Linked DNA regions of Mus musculus: region 1 is linked to region 2. A link is a loop called in an ENCODE intact Hi-C map of the cell type or tissue named here. Cell type or tissue: heart. All regions are shown on one strand. Each heading gives the region's core, and the rest is flanking DNA. Links, peaks and the distances in the headings are about the cores only. Region 1 holds the start of Map10 (microtubule-associated protein 10). Region 2 holds the start of Ntpcr (nucleoside-triphosphatase, cancer-related).

Evidence for each region. Peaks named below come from ENCODE experiments on the same cell type or tissue, not always from the same donor. Only the 100,000 strongest peaks of a DNase experiment are listed, where the experiment ranks them.
Region 1: a loop joins it to region 2, with 2.0 times the contacts of the local background. A loop is called at or near these places in 5 of 42 quality-filtered maps.

Annotation. Positions count from the first base shown.
Region 1 is chr8:125,667,827-125,673,199 of GRCm38, reverse strand. Map10 (microtubule-associated protein 10) reads right to left here and starts at 3,382. Exons shown (of 1, transcript NM_028908.3): 1 at 1-3,382. The coding sequence starts at 3,330. The coding sequence ends at 655. In heart, for the core only: a CTCF peak has its summit at 3,090; DNase peaks (open chromatin) are centred at 3,269 and 3,878; H3K4me3 peaks cover 1,413 bases; H3K27ac peaks cover 1,367 bases.
Region 2 is chr8:125,731,772-125,737,144 of GRCm38, reverse strand. It overlaps Ntpcr (nucleoside-triphosphatase, cancer-related), which reads right to left and starts at 2,942. Exons shown (of 5, transcript NM_025636.5): 1 at 2,796-2,942; 2 at 915-1,077. The coding sequence starts at 2,829. In heart, for the core only: no CTCF peak of the experiment used is centred there; a DNase peak (open chromatin) is centred at 2,874; H3K4me3 peaks cover 1,181 bases; H3K27ac peaks cover 2,191 bases.

The sequences.
Region 1 (5,373 bases), core at 52-5,051, 64 kb after region 2:
TCAAACATGTCTCTATTAGGAAGTTTCCATCCTTCTTGTTAGTGTTAGTACTACAGCCTATGGTAGGCTTTTTAAATGCTAAGGCATTTGTTCAGCAACTTCATAAAAACCAAAATAATATTGGTGTGTAAAACAGGACAGATTCTCTTATCAAAAAACATAAGCTCAAATAAGTGTTCATCAAGTAAGAGAAAAGGGAGAGTAAGTAATAAAAGATCAGAATGTTATGAAAGTCTGTAAACCAAAAGCTCTTAGCGGCAGGGGTAGATCACAAATACATTTTGGGGTCTCAAGCTCTAACACATCCATCTGTTGCAAGATTTATTCCCATTAAGAATTGGTGCTAAACTTATTAGCAAGCCCTTCTTTTTACAATGGTACATGAAATGCCAACTTAAGAATAATCTTTTCTTCAAGACAGGTATGATTGGAGAGTATAGACATTTAATCTTAAGCATTTTACAAAGGAATCACTCCTAAGCCTAACAGTGACTTCAGAGTATAATCAGTTTGTAGGGTAAGAAACATCAATGATAAACTATTTACATTTCTTAAGAACTACCACATACATACTAAGGTTATGTGTGAGTTATTACAACTCTGCAGTAACAGCACCCAGCAGCTATAGAACTAGTTTTTTAAAATAGCATACTTTCACACTGTGTATCCTGGAAGTTTATTTATTACTAACTCGCAGATGTCTTTGCACTGTCTGGAGATGCGCAATGAACCAAGGCCATCTTCTTCTTCTTGGAAATCAGCTAAGTCACTGTCATCTATGGCCTTGAGTTCTAGCTCAGACAAATTTGATGGCTCGTAAGAACTCACTTGAGATGTCCTTGGTGACTGGCTCTTCTCAGATGACTTGTGACCAGCTCTTACTTTAAGTTTAGTGGAGCTGTCCCGTCCTTTCCTCATGACTTTTGAACTACCTGGATCTGCCTGGTTTTCCTTTTCATTTGTCCACTGTGATGAAAAGTCACTGGTAGAGAGACTGGATGCTTCCTCCAGACTATCATGAATCTTCAGTGCACGGGATCTTTTATGAGAACACACTGGTGAGCCAGCAGAAAAGGGAGGGGTGAGCACAGAACTCGAGTCACTGCTGTTTTTCCTTGTGGACAGCCTTGCCTCACTTGACTTGCTTGCCCGTGAACCCTTTTGCACATGTTCTACCCCTGTGCTGCTGTCGGGAGCCGGCAGACTTCTGCTGTTATTCTCAGTTGTGCAGAAATCTTCAGAATAACAAGGGCTGGTGAACCCATCCCGATACAGTAGTTCTGAGATGCTCTCGCATGAACTTTTTCTACTGGTTGGTCTATTTTCACTTGTATCAGCAGCACTTATGGCTTTGACTTGCCTACCATCTTTCCCCTCATCCACAGTTTTGTCAACAGTAGGTTCCTGTAGGGAAAGCCCTGGGCTTGGGACTTTGTTTTTCCAGTTTCCCCCGAAACTATTTGATCGAAGAGATCTTTCTGGGGTGACAGAGCCTGCAGGGCTCACGGGTGCTCTCAGAGCAGTGACAATGGTTCTGTTTTCACTCTGGTCAACCATTTCTTGTTTCATGGCATGGCTCTGTTTCACTTCTTTAGTTGTGCTTGACTCATCAAAGCCTGCCCTGATTTGCATTGAAGTATCACTACCTTCCTCAAAAGACCCAATGGAGTCTAAAGATTCATCCCCGGGCAGCTGTGGTGGCAACTGGCTTTGAACTGCCAAGCTTGGTAGTTTCCCATTAGAGTCTGTTGGTGTATCTGCGGGCAGCTGTGGTGACATCTGGCTTTCTGCTGCTGAGCTTGACACCTTCCCTTTCCAGGAGGGGATTCGCAACTTTGGCCCCACAGCTTGTATCTGTGACCTCCTGTACTGTTCTCTCTTTTCATGTACAACCAGCATGTTGGGGTTTGTCTGCTGTAAACGCAGTCTCAGTGTATTTGTTAAGCCATACAGCAGCCTCCCCTTTGTAACCTTTGGTGGGGGGCTGCCACCGATCTTTGGATGTTTTCCTTTAGGGTTCTTTTTAGACTGGGGATTCACCAACTTTTCATTTTCTCGCACAGAAAGCTTGTTGCTCTTTGATTCCGACGGGGATGTGGACTTGGTGGAAGGGTCTGGCCCCTTGTCTTCACCTCTGTACAACCAGGCTAAATGGGGATGCACCTGGGTGGGGCTTGCCACGGGCTGGTTGCACAGCAAGGACAGCTCAATCAATAAAGCATTCAATAGTGGCAGCTGTCTTATAGCATTGACTGGACTTTGTTCAATCTGAGGAGGACACGGAGCTTCGTTCGCTTCTCCTGGACCCTGAGTCTGAGGAAGATTTGGAAGCACAGGAGGGCTCTCCTGCACTGCAGCTCTTGTATGTTTCACTGGCCTTAAGGGAGGACTTACGAGTTTTGTTTCGGGAAAAATGTCATCTAGATCCTCAGGTTCATTTCTCTGAGGCTCAATAGTGATTTCAACCCTGGCTGAAGGAGTCTTTTCCTGAGTCAGGTGAGTGTAATACAGTGGAGGAGGGCAAAATGTGTTGGTTTCAAAGTCCAGTTCTGTGACATCCTGACTGACAGAACTGACAGTTTTCCCACTGGGAGCGGGTGAACAAGGGGCAGAAGCCATGTCCCCAGAGCTAGCCTTACTGTGTAAGACCGCTTCTTCCCAGGACTTCTGGACAACTGAGGCGTCTGAGTCCCCTGCAGACCAGCTGTTGGTATCCTTGGCACATGGCTCTGAGCCCTCCAGAAGGCGTGCATTTGAGACACACTGTAGACATCTGGCAGAGATGCCTTTGGTGCATGGCTTCGAGGTCTCCTCGGTTCTTGGCTCTGACACCTCCAGGGCTTCGGAGTCCAGGATACAAGCAGGGCTCAGAGGGCCTCGCAGCTGCGGAACCCCCGGGGAAAAGCGTCCCAGTTCGGTCAGGCGATAGAAGAGCGCCAGCTCCCCAACACGCTCGGCCTCTGGCCCGCGCAGGGCGAATACACCTCGCTGGCCCAGGGAGGGGACCAGCAGGATGTCGCAAGCTCCCACCAGGCCGGGCGCAGAAGTCGGGCCCACGGGCAGTTGCAGCAGGGCTGCGCGCAGACGCGGGCGCCGCAGGGCGGCAGGGTGCAGGCGCAGTAGGCAGGCCTTGCCGCGCCCGAAGCTGATGGCGCCGCGCTGGGGCTCCGGGCCAGGAGCGGCCGGCGGGAAGACGAGCAGCGGCGGGAAGTCCAGCAGGCGAAACGCCACAGCCGGGCTCGCGGCGCACGGCGACAGCCCGGTCTCCAGCCGCACCCAGTCCACGAGCAGCTCCAGCGAGAAGAGCCGCCCGGCCGCCGTGGTCGCCATTGCTGTTGCCCCGGGCGACGCCGCCAGCTCGCTCCGCCAACCGGAAGCGGGAGCGAGGGTCACGTGACCGGCCGCGCCCTCGCGAGACTTGACTTCCGGCCCCGAGTGCTCTTGGGAGTTCTTTTGCCTATGGGGTTTTGTCGGAGCAGCTGCGTGATGCTGAGGGAGTAGACGCGCTCAAGCAGCACTCTCTCTAAATTTTATATAAATGAATATAATTTCTATTTTATATTTCATCACCGCAGGTCCTACGTCTTTAGGGATCACGTACCGGAAGTAAATGGGCCGCCCTGCCCATTTAGGCCTCAGAGCCTGCTGACCACTGCTCAAGTCAACCTTTTTTGTGGTTGCTGTGCATCTGTCAGAGGCTGTAGCTTCTGTCACCGGCTCCTTCCTCTCTTTGTCCTCTCACACAATGACCACTAGTAGGCCATCCTGCCCTCACCGGACTTGTGGCTTCTTGAAGCCTCAGGAGGTTTGACCTCAGCTTCCATCGTGACCACCTTGCATCGCCCAGGTGTAGGGGAACTCTCAGTGTATTGGGACAGTGCACCCTAACACCCACCAGAGCCCTCACCTCCCACCCTGACATCTGACCACCCTGGTGTGTCTTCAAAAAGACTCTGTTATGTTAGTTGATGCAGAATTCCCTACGGATGGGAACCCACTAGCTTCGGGTCTTTACTATATAATATGAGGGGCCGGGGGAGAGGGATCATGTACTATCCTAAGGTATTGAAAATGATGGGTCAGGGCTGGAGGTGCAGCTCAGTGGAAGAGTGCTTGTTCACTGCATACAATCTCCAGTACCACCGCCATGAGAGCGGAAGAAGTGATTGGTTCAGTTAGTAGGCAAATGGCATTGGTACATATGTCTGGGAGGAGCGGTGAGTGAAAGTAGTGTCTGCCACTGGAGATCTGTAGTGCACAAGCTACGCACAGAGGAATTTAGCACCAGCCCATTTTACGATTTTACATCTCAGATCCAAGTTCAGAAGCTCCACAACTTCCAGGGTGTCTCGAAGATTCCCAACCCTGGTCTCTCATATAAGACGCAGATCAGGAGTCTCCCTTCCTATTTATTTGATCTAAGTCAGAGCTCACAAAGACACGTTGTGTTGGTCTCATGTTGTGGGTGATTCTGAGGCAGACACAACCCTTGTGCTTCTCTCTCTCTCTCTCTCTCTCTCTCTCTCACACACACACACACACACACACACACACACACACACACACACACGTCACTGTCTCACTGTCAGGATGGTAGCACAGTCACAAGGATAGAGTAGAAAAACACATATGCAGTCATATAGTCCTGGCTCCCTCAGTTACACCATCAAGGGAAGGAGGGAAGCAGGTGACCAACTATCAGCTGTGATGCTCCACCCTCCACAGGCACCAAAATATGCTGGGTTCTTACCAGCTTCTTGTTGGTCTTAGTCCTCTTGGTAACCTCATCAGTTAGGTTGCATAGCAACAAGTGTTCAAGCTGCAATAGATGTTAGATCTTCCTGTCTTTAGTTAAGTGTGGAAAACTAGCAGCATCCATGTCAAAAACATGGCTCAGGGAACAAAGACCATCAAACACTCAACAGCAGAGAGGCAAATTCAGGGCCTCTCTGGAGGTTTATTCTGTAGAATTCACTACAGCAGTAAACAGTTTATTCTGTAGGAAAATCAGCCTGATGTTTGTTTGTCTTTGAGACAGCAGGGTCTCCTTTGCCACCCAGGTTTGATCTTGTGATCCACCCATCACAGCCTCCAGTGCTAGGATCACAGGCATCAGCCCCCAAACCTAGCTTGGCCCAACCTGCAGAGATGGGTTATATTTACAGGTCTGTGTGCCTCCACAACCCAATTTCAGGTAATGCTGGGAATGGAACCTAGAGCTTGTAGTATGGTAGGCCATGCTCACCCACCGCGTTACATCCTCAGCCAAAGTCTTCATTATTGCATCTGTGAAGAAGTATATGAAAGTTCCTGGTATCGTTTTCTTTATGATTGTGTGTGTGTGTGTGTATGTGTGTATATGTGTGTGTGTGT
Region 2 (5,373 bases), core at 56-5,055:
ACCACTCTGGCCAAATTCAGTCTTGCAGTGTGTGATGGTTTGTATATGTTTGGCCCAGGGAGTGACACTATTTGGAGGTGTGGCCTTGTTGGTGTAGGTGTGTCACTGTGGGAGTGGGCTTTTATACCCTCACCCTAGCTGCCTGGAAGCCAATATTCTGCTAGCAGCCATCAGATGAAGAGGTAGAACTCTCAGCTCCTCCTGCACCATGCCTGCCTGGATGCTGCCATGTTCCTACCTTGATGATAATGGACTGAACCTCTGAATGTATAAACCAGCCCCAATTAGATGTTGTCCTCATAAGAGTTGTCTTGGTCATGGTGTCTGTTCACAGCAGTAAAACCCTCGCTAAGATGCAGTATTAACAGTGAGGTCTCTCCAGTGAGTGCACACACCACAGCACAAGAGCTGAGCCCAATGTGGCAGGTCTCCTGTCATCGTTCTAACTAGTCAGGAGGCTGAAGCAAGTGAAGGCAAGAGAACAAAAAGCTTAGGGGCCATTGGGCAACTTAGACTTTCTCAAAATAAAAAGTAAGCAAGGGGTTGCTGGGCATGGTGGTGCACACATCTTAGTACTAGGAAGCAAAGGCGGGTGGATCTCTGTGAGTTCCATACATAGCAAGACCTTGTATCAAAACTAAGGTTAAAATTAAACAGAGAGCTGGGGGTATAGCTTAGTGATTGAGGCTTGCCCATGACACTTCCAGGGCTGGCCACCATGGAACTCCAGGTACTGGGAGACTCCTTGTCTCAGGGAAGAGAGCCACAGAGCAGGACATCAGATGTCCCCGTTTGGCCTCTGCACAGACCCATGGACCACATGCACTCATACAGAGAAGAAATGTTCCCAAGAAGTACAGAGGCCAGGCTAGAGACACCCCACCCCCACCCCTGCAGAAACAAAACACCAGTACCCAACTCTGGACAGAGGCCCCTGGGCACCAGACAGGGTGACGACATCGAATCCTATCCTCTTCCCTTCCTGCCTGACTTCTTGTGTGTAAAATCCATCCACGGGCAGCCCGGAGGACTGCAGGACCTCGATGGCTTTCTGGATCAAGGTTGTTTTGCCAACCCCTGAAAGAGACAAAGGAAGAAGAGGGGTCAAGAAGTTTTACCTTGTCAAGCCCATCTGGCCTGCAAAAAAGCAATAGCTGCAAACAGGACGGGCTGCAAATGTCACTGCCTGCCAGATTGCTCCAGGTGTGAGGGATTTTCCACCCCAGCAGAGGCAGGCGGCGGCATGAAGTTTACTTACTTCTAATGCAGTCCCAGGACATATCTGGGACCTCCTTCACTCCTAGATTTACCCTCTGTTCTGGTTTAAATCTAAAGCATCCCTCCAGCCACTCTTGTGTCTGATCAGGCAGATGGTACTGTGTGGGGAGGTCGTTAAGCCTTTATAGGGCATGAAGCCTGGCTGTGAAGGTGGGTCAGTGGTGGTGGGCCAGAGGGTTGCAGCATAATCCTTATGGATTTTAAGCAAAAGTATGTATGTGCCAACAGCAGATGTTTGTGGCCTAGAACAATAAGGAACAAAGGTCCCACACTTAGCTCCTGAGGGTGGAGTTCCCTGGGGCTACCCCCGCTTTTTGTCTTTTATTATTTACATCCCAAACACTGCACACATACACACACCCCACCACCAACAAAAAGCCTGTCACTTTAACATTTCACTTTAGCTCTCATACCAAGCAGGCAGCACTTTTATTATAAGGGGAGGGGAGTATATTTATGGGCCAGCAAGACGGCTCAATGGGGCAACAAGAACCAACTCCTCAAAGTTGTCCTCTGACCTCCACACCTGCGCACACACTCACATACGTAAATAAATGCAACTTTCAAACTCCATATATCCGTATTTCCAAACAGACAACACACAGCAGCCCAAGAGCTCTTGACCCAGAGGCTATCTCCTCACAGGGATTGTTATGTTAAAAACAGCTGAGCAAGCCAGACAGTGGTGGCCCATGCCTTTAATCCCAGCACTTGGTAGGCAGAGGCAGGTGGATTTCTGAGTTGGGGCCAGCCTGGTCTACAGAGTGAGTTCCAAGACAGCCAGGGCTACACAGAGAAACCCTGTCTCAAAAACCAAACCAAAAAAAAAAAAAACCAGCTGAGCAAAGCCCCCTCTGAGATGACTTACAGATGCTGGTCAATATTTAGGAAGAGGCTGAGAGGCAGTGGTGCTGACAAAGGGTGCTTTCTTTTTAAAAGTCTCGCTAACTTGCTGGAGAGGGGCTTAGAAAGCCAAACCCTTTGGGATGTTAGTGAGACACACTGGAGTGGGGCCTGTAGCGCAAGGGGCGAAGCATTACTAACTCTTGAGACAGGAGGCAGGGGTGTAGAGGTGCAAATCCGGGACTGACAGTACTCCCAGGTTCTCCTCGGGGAGGAGGGGAAAGCCTGTGAGTCCGGTGTTCACTAAACCTCTTATGAACATAGGTATTGATGATGGCTCCGGGTGAACCCTACAGCAGGAAGCTGGGGACCCAACTGCACCCTGATTTCAAATGCAGGGCATGCTGTGCAAGGCCGGCGCGCCTCCAACTGCGGCCCCCTGCTCCTCCCCAAAGCCTCTGCCTGTTCAACTGACTCTAAAGTCTACAGAGTACACCTGGGCCTCAGTGGCGCGAGACCCGGGTGACAACCGGTCCTTGGGGACATGTAACCGGTGCTCCCCAGTCCTCCTGGCCTTCCCTCTCGCCGGGTTGCGATACACCAAGCCAGGCCGGAGACCGGACAGAGGTCCAGGCGCTCTACCTCCCCGCCAAGTCCCGCAGGCTCTGGGTCACCTGGAGGCCCGGTGAGGAACACGTGCCGCGACATGTGCGTGGGGGTCTGGGTGCGGGGTGGTCCAGAGCGGGGCGGTCGGGGGTCAGAATGGGCGGCCAGGCTCCACCCCTTACGCTGAAGGCCACGCCCCTGTCGGCAGGGAAAGCACCGCCCCGCCCCGTGGTCGCGCATGCGTTTCCAACGCTCCCCCCCCCCCCTTCCCGACACACAAGGCGCACGCGCATTCTTCCCTACTCCTGGTGCTATGTGGCAGTGGCTGGCTGTAAGGTCTGGGAACAGTCCTATGTGCCAGACTCACGTGAGGTGTCTGCACGGATGCATTCGTGGAAATTCCAGATACTTGGCCGTTGCTACTTAAGTATCTGAGTTCTGTCCCTGAGACCCTCACCTCAGGCTGCAAGTGAGCTCCTATGTAGCAATAGAAACCCTCCTTGAAGGAGCAGCCGTTGGTGGGATTTGAACTCCGTGTACAATGTTCACTTGGCTGCGGAGCAGTCAGCTGGAGAACAGCTAACCTCAATTTATCCTGGCCTCCACCTCCCGAGATGAATATCTGAGACAAGGTAGTAAGAGTCTAAAGATCTGATTAAGCTTTTTTATTGCAACCTGGAAGTAGAAGGAGCTTCCAGTGACCTGACCTGAGCGGCAGAAACGGCAGAAAGAGTTGTGGAAAGCAGAAACAAGAGCAAAAGCGAGGCTTCTCTCCGCAGAGTTCTCCCCTTCCATTGCTGAAAAAGAACTTCCTCACTGACTTCATTCAGCTGACTGGGACGCCCATGCTCGGGGGAAACTAGCCCAAAACAGTTTTTTCAAAGCCAGTTTGATGGTCATCTTAGTGATAGTGCCTTGATTCCATTTTGGCCCGATCTGGACTGCTAGGGGCTCACACAGCAGCTTGGCCCAAAGCGATGGCCTCCTTTAGACTGGAGTAACTGGCATTGGTCCGGAGAACTTGAACCTGTTTGCAGGAGGTTTTCAAGCTTGCCCACGTTGCAGACCTCTGATGCAGGCGGACTTCCTATCCCCAGCCATGCACCGAATCCCTCATCTCTGCTCCATACCTCCACACTTGTCTATCAACCCACAACTGCCTTACCCAGAGAAAGTGGATCCTTACCTCAGTTAGCCTCGAGACTCATTCCACCAGCAAATGAAGTGGCAGTGGCTTTTGCCCGCGATGTACCTGTAGACCCTTCTAGTCGAGCATGCGTGCAGTTGGGCTTGTGCTCAGTCACCCTCCATTCTGGATGAGAAAGCCATTTCCAGGAATCCTTACCTTTAATTGGTTTGCGAATGTAATATACATACACACATTCACACACACACACACACACACACACACACACACACACACACACATTTTTGGACTCCTTTCAGCAGGCAATATATGCCAGTTTAACAGCTCAGTTTCCTGCTGTTTAAATCACCTAAAAAGATTGGCAAGCCACACCTGCCACTGTCATCTCAGTGTTGTTTATAGCCCTGTGTTACTCTAATGGAGTATTATTACTTCTTATCCCAATGGGTAACTTGCCTTCCGCATCTTGCACCTGCATGGACTCAGAGAATGGCTGATGTAAGCAAAGCAAACCCATGGGAGAACCTTACACAGAGAGACAACATGTATAGAATCCTAAGTGCTTCTTGTATCCAGAATATTCATTTTAAATATTAACCCTCTAGAATTTTCCATCGCTGGCAAGGGGACTGGAATTGTAAGGCGTTCTGGGAGTTGGGTTGTTTTCGGTAGCTCAGAGACAGAATCGACATAGAGAATCAATACCGGAGGAAACAAAGAAAATGTCTACATCGATCTGCTTGGCCTTGGGCACTCTCCCTCTTCCTCTCCTTCTCTCTTTTTAAGACAGGATCTTTTCTGTAGCCCAGGTTAGCTCAAGCTTCTCCTGCCTCAGCTTCCTCAGTGTTGGGATTACAGTCATTCGCCCCCAAAACAAGTTAGATGGAAATCCTTCATCCATTAAAAGAAAAAAAATGAGATGACAGTAGTATGTTCACTATATGATAATTCATTGAATGAGTGCTCACTTGGTACAATTTCCACGAAATAACAACATAGTTTCAATGATTTATATGTAGTAAATTAGCATCAAAGGGTCACAGCAAGTGAGTACAATACTGATTTCAAATTTGGTTATCTTGACTCGTGTGTGTGTGTGTGTGTGTGTGTGTGTGTGTTCATGCATATATGTAATTGTGTGTACAAAAGCCACAGGACAGCCTCTGGTGTCCCTAGGGAACCATCTACCTTGTTTTTGAGACAGTCTCTCGCTGGCCTGGAGCTTGCCAAGTAGGGAATCTTCCTGTGTCTGCTTCCCCAGGCTTGGGATTATAAGTGCACAACACTGCATCTGACTTTCTAATATGGATTCTGGGGGATTGAACCTCAATCCTTGTGTGTGCAAGACTTTGTCATTCCATCTAATCAGGGTGCTATGGGGTGGACATGTACCATCCCCAAAGGATGTATGAACACCCCACCACACACAATCTGTGAAGGTGCCAAGACATGCGACCAAGGAAAGTGATCAGTTTGGGAGAGTGGAGCCCTCATGAATG